2 separate regions of the Mus musculus genome follow, and region 1 is linked to region 2. The links are chromatin contacts, found by Hi-C or POLR2A ChIA-PET in ENCODE. All regions are on one chromosome and are shown on one strand. The core of a region is the stretch at or near the end of the contact, and the rest is flanking DNA. Distances in the headings are between cores, read along the strand shown.

Region 1 (2,700 bases), core at 162-2,661, 39 kb before region 2:
GGTCAGAAAACCGCGACCCCTTCTTTTTTTTTTAGTTTTTCTCTGTATAGCCCTGGCTGTTCTGGAACTCACTTTGTAGACCAGGCTGGCCTCGAACTCAGAAATCCGCCTGCCTCTGCCTCCCAAGTGCTGGGATTAAAGGCATGTGCCACGACCTCCTGGCCTTTGGGCCCCCACATCCTTAGCAGCCTTAAGGGGACTGGGGGTAAAAAAACCCATGTTCTCTGCCAAAGCAGCTAGCGCTCTAGACACCGAGCCATCTTTCCAGCCTCCTATTTATTGTTATAGAGACAGGATCGCACTCTTGGAGCTCAAGCTGGCCTTTTAAAACTCCCGGTAATCATCCTGCTTTAACCTCTGAGAATACAGGCACGCGTCACCTGGCGTCAGCGCGCCCAGAGTTGTTTTATGTTCCTTTTTCTGAACCTCAAAAATCAAATTCAACCGGGCTTTCCATGTTTTGTCCGCATTATCTGTATGGACAGGATAAGTACTTATGGAACAAATGATTCCACTTCCCCCGCTTGGCTGGGTCGGAAAAATGGGAGTTGAGGCAGATACCCAAGGGCATGGACAATAACGCAGAAGAGCGCTGTGTGAAATGCCAAAGCAGGGAGCTCGGGTCGTGCCAGTGGTCCCCAGCAGGAGGAGGAGGAGGAAGCCCCTAGCTCCACTTAGGTTTCCAGGCCCGCCAGGGACCGTCGCCATGGAGACGCAGGCACCCTGGAGCCCCCTCCCCCTAACAGCCACGCGTTTCCGCTGCGTTGGAGCATTCTGATTGGACGGCCTCCTGGACGCTACCACACACCAAGCGCCTGCTAAGGGGTGACGGTGGGGACCGTATCCTCGCGGGACTCGCGTGTCCCGCCACCTGTTCACATGGCATCCAAGGGAGAGACGGGCCCCGATGCTCCACCCGGGGACAAACCATCGCTCGGCTTGCAAGAGCCTGGGCTCTTGCTTTCTGAGTTGAAGGAGGAGGGATGGAAAAGGCGGCAACGCCCCCTTCTGAGCTGACTCGGTCCCCAGCTCTAGAGCACCGGAAGTGTTGGCGACGTGTCAGTGCGCCCTTCTCTAAACCTTCCCCGGCCCAGGCCACCTTTCCCAGTCGACTGTGGGATTCCGGGGCGGCCTGGGCGCTGCACCCGCCACTTCCGCATGGAACCGCCGCTTCAACCGAACTCCCTCCCTGGGCGCGCGCTCCTTCTCGTGCCCCGTGGTTGGGCCGGAGCCTAGGCGCGGCCACTCCCCTCCCCGGACGCACCAGCCAATGGCGCGGCCGCTCTCGGCGGGGTGGTGGGTAATTCATGAGGGCCTCCCTCTGATTGGCTGAGGCGCTCCGGGCTGAGGGCTGGGCGTCGGGGTAGGTTGCTCCCGAGGTGGGAGGCGGCGCCCCAAGGCCGAGGAGGTGGAGGAGGAGGAGGAGGAGGCCCTGAGAGCGACATGTCCCGGGTTGCCGAGGCAGAACGGTCCGCTGCGCTGTTCTCCTGAGTTGGGGGCGGCCGGCCGAGGACGAGGGTCGGCAGGGGCTGCCCCCGCCGTGGTGGCCGCCATGCTGAGGCCCCGGGGAGCCGAGGGAACCGCTGTGGCGCTTCTCCGGCTGCTTCTGTTGCTGCTGCTGCTGGGACCGAAGCTCCGGGGTCCGGGGCTCGGCGTGGTCGGCGCCGCCGGGGCCGGACTGCCGGAGAGCGTCATCTGGGCAGTGAACGCAGGCGGCGAGGCGCATGTGGACGTGCACGGGATCCACTTCCGCAAGGACCCTCTGGAAGGCCGGGTGGGCCGAGGTGAGAGCCCCTCCGGCCGAGCCTGGGGGGGTCCGCAGCCTGGGAGCAGGGCGCAGCTGCGGGCCTCGAACCCCTTCCTCTCCAGCCGGGAGACCACAGCCTTGGAACGAAGTTTCTCTCTGCAGTGAACCTACCCCCAGCCCCCCAACCCCCCACCCTCCAGGGACCTGGCCAGGACCCAGGGCCTAGCCCTGACTGGAAGCTTCCAAGAGCCATCGAGGCATAGAGTTGGCGAGAAGTTTATATTTAGACCCTTTCTCATTTTACCTTGCCCCAGCCCCTCATCCCACCCAAGCTGGGAATGTAAAAGGCAAGGGTGGCCTTTTGCCTGGCGCCTGGAGGCCTCGCAGGTTGGAGGTCATCGACTCCGCTGCTCTGCCATCCATCGCGACGGTTTCCAGGAGATGCTTTGCCCACCCTACAGATCACCCGCCGTTTTCCGTGCCCCTTCCAAGCCCGGGACTGAGGCTTGATTCTTCGCCAGAACGGCAGGGAGTCTTCGAAGGGGGAATAGTACGGGAAAGTTTGACTGTGGCACCCCTCCCCTCCCCTCCTTTGGAATTTGTATGCTTAAAAGTCAAAGCCACCCGACGGGTGTCGGTATATCGCAGCCCATCCTGCCTATGAGGTCAACCTGTGTAAGGTTTGAGTGTGACCCCCGGGTGATCGTAAGACGTTTGATCCCAGCTTAGGGGGAAAGTGGGTTTTACAGAGTTTCACAGTTCACAACGGCCAAATGAGAATTTTGAGGGCAGATGGTTAAAAATACAGGTTCACAACGGCCAAATGAGAATTTTTGAGAACAGATGGTTAAAAATACAGGTTCCTGGGCAGTCTCTAGACACAGTAGACAAACTTTTTTTTTTTTTTTTAACTTAACTAGCTGGGACTCGGGTCTCTGCCCTAGGCACTTCTG
Region 2 (2,700 bases), core at 130-2,629:
TGAGCTCCCAGAATCCTTGTCTTTGCAGTCCCCATCGGATGGAATCCTGCACCCAGGTCAAATGGATGCTGGGGTTCCAACTCAGGTCATGCTCACATGTGAAGTCTACCCTCTGCACCACCTCTCAGGCTCCAGTGTCTCTCTTTCGTCTTCCATCCGGTTCTGTCTGGTGACCAGGTAGGGAAGACGGATGGATGACCAGAGGATTGGGCAAAGAGTCAGCACGTTATTTGAAAGCCCCCCCCCCCCTTTAAAGGCAGTTCCAGACTTTGGGGGTGGGGGAAGAAATGGACAGATGGGATCATTTGCAGTCTAAACTACCACCCTCTCTTCAGTGTATTGTTTTCTAGGTAGTGGTGGGCTGTGAAGTTCAGTGAGCAGATATGTAGGGTGCATGTAAACCAGGGAGCTAATGACACTGACAGTCTCTGGGACCGAGCGAAGTTGTTCTGAGGGTGCTAGGACTCAACCCTCAACCCTTGGAGTTAATGGGCAGTACCCCTACTCCCAGCAGGGCTCTGCCCCCCCCCCCCCCACGAGGTGCAGAAGACAGTAGCTCTGTTTCACATTCACATCTGAGGGCTGGAGGGAATCTTCCTGCCCAGCATCCCCATGCAATGGGCTAGATACTGAGCCTTCCAGGCTTTTTGTTTTTTGTTTTGTTTTGTTTTAAAGATTTATTTTATTATTTTATGTACATACACTGTAGCTGTCTTCATACACTCCAGAAGAGGGAGTCAGATCTCATTACGGATGGTTGTGAGCCACCATGTGGTTGCTGGGATTTGAACTCTGGACCTTCGGAAGAGCAGTCGGGTGCTCTTACCCACTGAGCCATCTCACCAGCCCCCTTCCAGCCCTTTTGGAATCCACAGACTAGTGTGAGAGATGAATAGTAAATAAATAAGTAAAATAAAAGGCTGGATGTAAAACTGTGGGCTAGGAATGGTAGCATGAAATCCAGGCAAGAGGGCAAAAGCTGCCTGCCTTGTGTGGCCGAGCAAAGATGGTCAGGGAGCCAGGGATTACGCTGACAGCTGACAGGATGCAGAAGTGGGTGGGCAGGAGTAGGTGCTAGCTCTTCTCTTCTCTCCCTAAAACTGAACCCAGCGCCTTATGTCTGCTAGGCAGGGAGGACCTCCTCACGCCCTCTTTAAACTTTCATTTTGAAGATACTGCAAAGTTGCCCAAGCTGGGCTTGAATTTACTCCGTAATACAGGGAGAACCTGCAATTCTGCCTCAGGCTCAGAAGTCGCTGGAATTAAGTTGACTTCCTGGGTGAGGCCCGGACCCTAGGTCGTGAGCCTGTCTCAGGCCTGCCCCTGCGGCCCGGTGGGCGTGGCCCGGGCTCGGCGCCGGCCCCGCCCCTGCAGCCGTGTGGGCGTGGCCCAGGCCCTGCCCCTGCCGTCCGGAACTCCAGAGCTGCTGCAGGAGGTCCTGGAGGTCTGTGCCCATGGCTGCCGCCTTGCTCGCCCGGGCCCGTGGCCCTCTCCGTAGAGGTGAGTGCGGAGCCCCAGGGCGGGTCACAGGGCGGAGATCCTGGCGGCCGGTCCTGCTGTGGCCCCGGGCAGACGAGTGGGCAGCACCCAGTGGCTGCGCGTGGCCTTTGTCCTAGTTTGGTAGCCTCTGGCCGGTGCAAGGCCCAGACTCTGAGGGATCCGGGCTCCTGCTCGGCGCTTTTCCCGCGGGTCCCTCATCGCCAGCTCCCCTTATGCGGCCCTATCCACACCCCTTACGCCATTTCAGTCCTAGCTGAGGTTCTGGGTGAGTTGGTCCTTCATGGCGGGGGGTGGGGGGAGGGGCTTGGCATTTAACTCCGACCTATGACCTTGGACATAACTCTCAACCTCTCTGCATCAAGTGGTCCAAGTGTCAACTGTTTCCATCCTCAGAGCTCTATTAAATCACAGGATGCATCGTGGTTGGCATCTAACGTGTTTTCTTAACGTTAGCATTTACTTTTTTGTTTGTTTGTTTTTGTTTTGTTTTTCGAGACAGGGTTTCTCTGTATAGCCTTGGCTGTCCTGGAACTCACTTTGTAGACCAGCCAGAAATCCGCCTGCCTCTGCCTCCTGAGTGCTGGGATTAAAGGCGTGAGCCACCACGCCCGGCATACTTATTTTTAATAGTGTTTCCTCTCCTGTGCAGCAGCCCTGACACTATGGCCACCGCTTCCTTTGGCTAATCCAGAGTCACATTAACAATTAGATCAGTGTTAAATAAGCCATTAAGTACTTCTTTAATCTTTCCACTGCCGGGAGCTGAGTTCTGTTCTTGTCCACATTTTATAGAACTCCCAGACCCCAGACCCAGTGAAACTTAAAATCCATTTCCGAGGTGTTGTAAATGGGATTATATGGAGGAAGTGTTTAGCGAGCAGTTAAGCATTCAGTTAGCCTGGGCTTTTCTGTAACACTCTGTTGACATTGTATCAATACATTTTTTTTTTTTTCTATTGAGACAGGGGTGGGGGGGTGGGGGGTGGGGGGGTGGAGTGGTGCTCTTTTTTTTTCTTAAAAGTTTATTTTTATTTTTATTTGTATGAGTGCTTTGCCTGCATGTGTGCCTGCATAAGTGTGCCGTGTCCCACAGAGGCCAGAAGAGTGTGTTGGATCCTCTGGACCTTTCATTACAGACAATTAGCCACTCTGTAGCCTGGTTCCTCTGAAAGAGCAACAAGTGCTCTTAACTGCTGAACC

Evidence for each region. A loop is a pair of places that touch in the nucleus more often than their neighbours do. ChIA-PET counts read pairs that join two places held with the same protein, here RNA polymerase II (POLR2A).
Region 1: POLR2A ChIA-PET joins it to region 2 with 73 read pairs in Patski. The contact joins the promoter of Mlec here to the promoter of Acads in region 2. A Hi-C loop is called at or near these places in 21 of 37 maps with a recorded cell type or tissue (CH12.LX, T-helper 17 cell, T-helper 2 cell and 7 more). POLR2A ChIA-PET finds 5 or more read pairs at or near these places in 4 of 5 experiments (Patski and embryonic stem cell).

What each region holds. Positions count from the first base shown.
Region 1 is chr5:115,156,887-115,159,586 of GRCm38, reverse strand. Mlec (malectin) reads left to right here and starts at 1,411. Exons shown (of 5, transcript NM_175403.3): 1 at 1,411-1,784. The coding sequence starts at 1,553. It overlaps Gm35465 (a long non-coding RNA gene), which reads right to left and starts at 88. Exons shown (of 2, transcript XR_387598.3): 1 at 1-88.
Region 2 is chr5:115,118,025-115,120,724 of GRCm38, reverse strand. It overlaps Acads (acyl-Coenzyme A dehydrogenase, short chain), which reads left to right and starts at 1,379. Exons shown (of 10, transcript NM_007383.3): 1 at 1,379-1,500. The coding sequence starts at 1,455.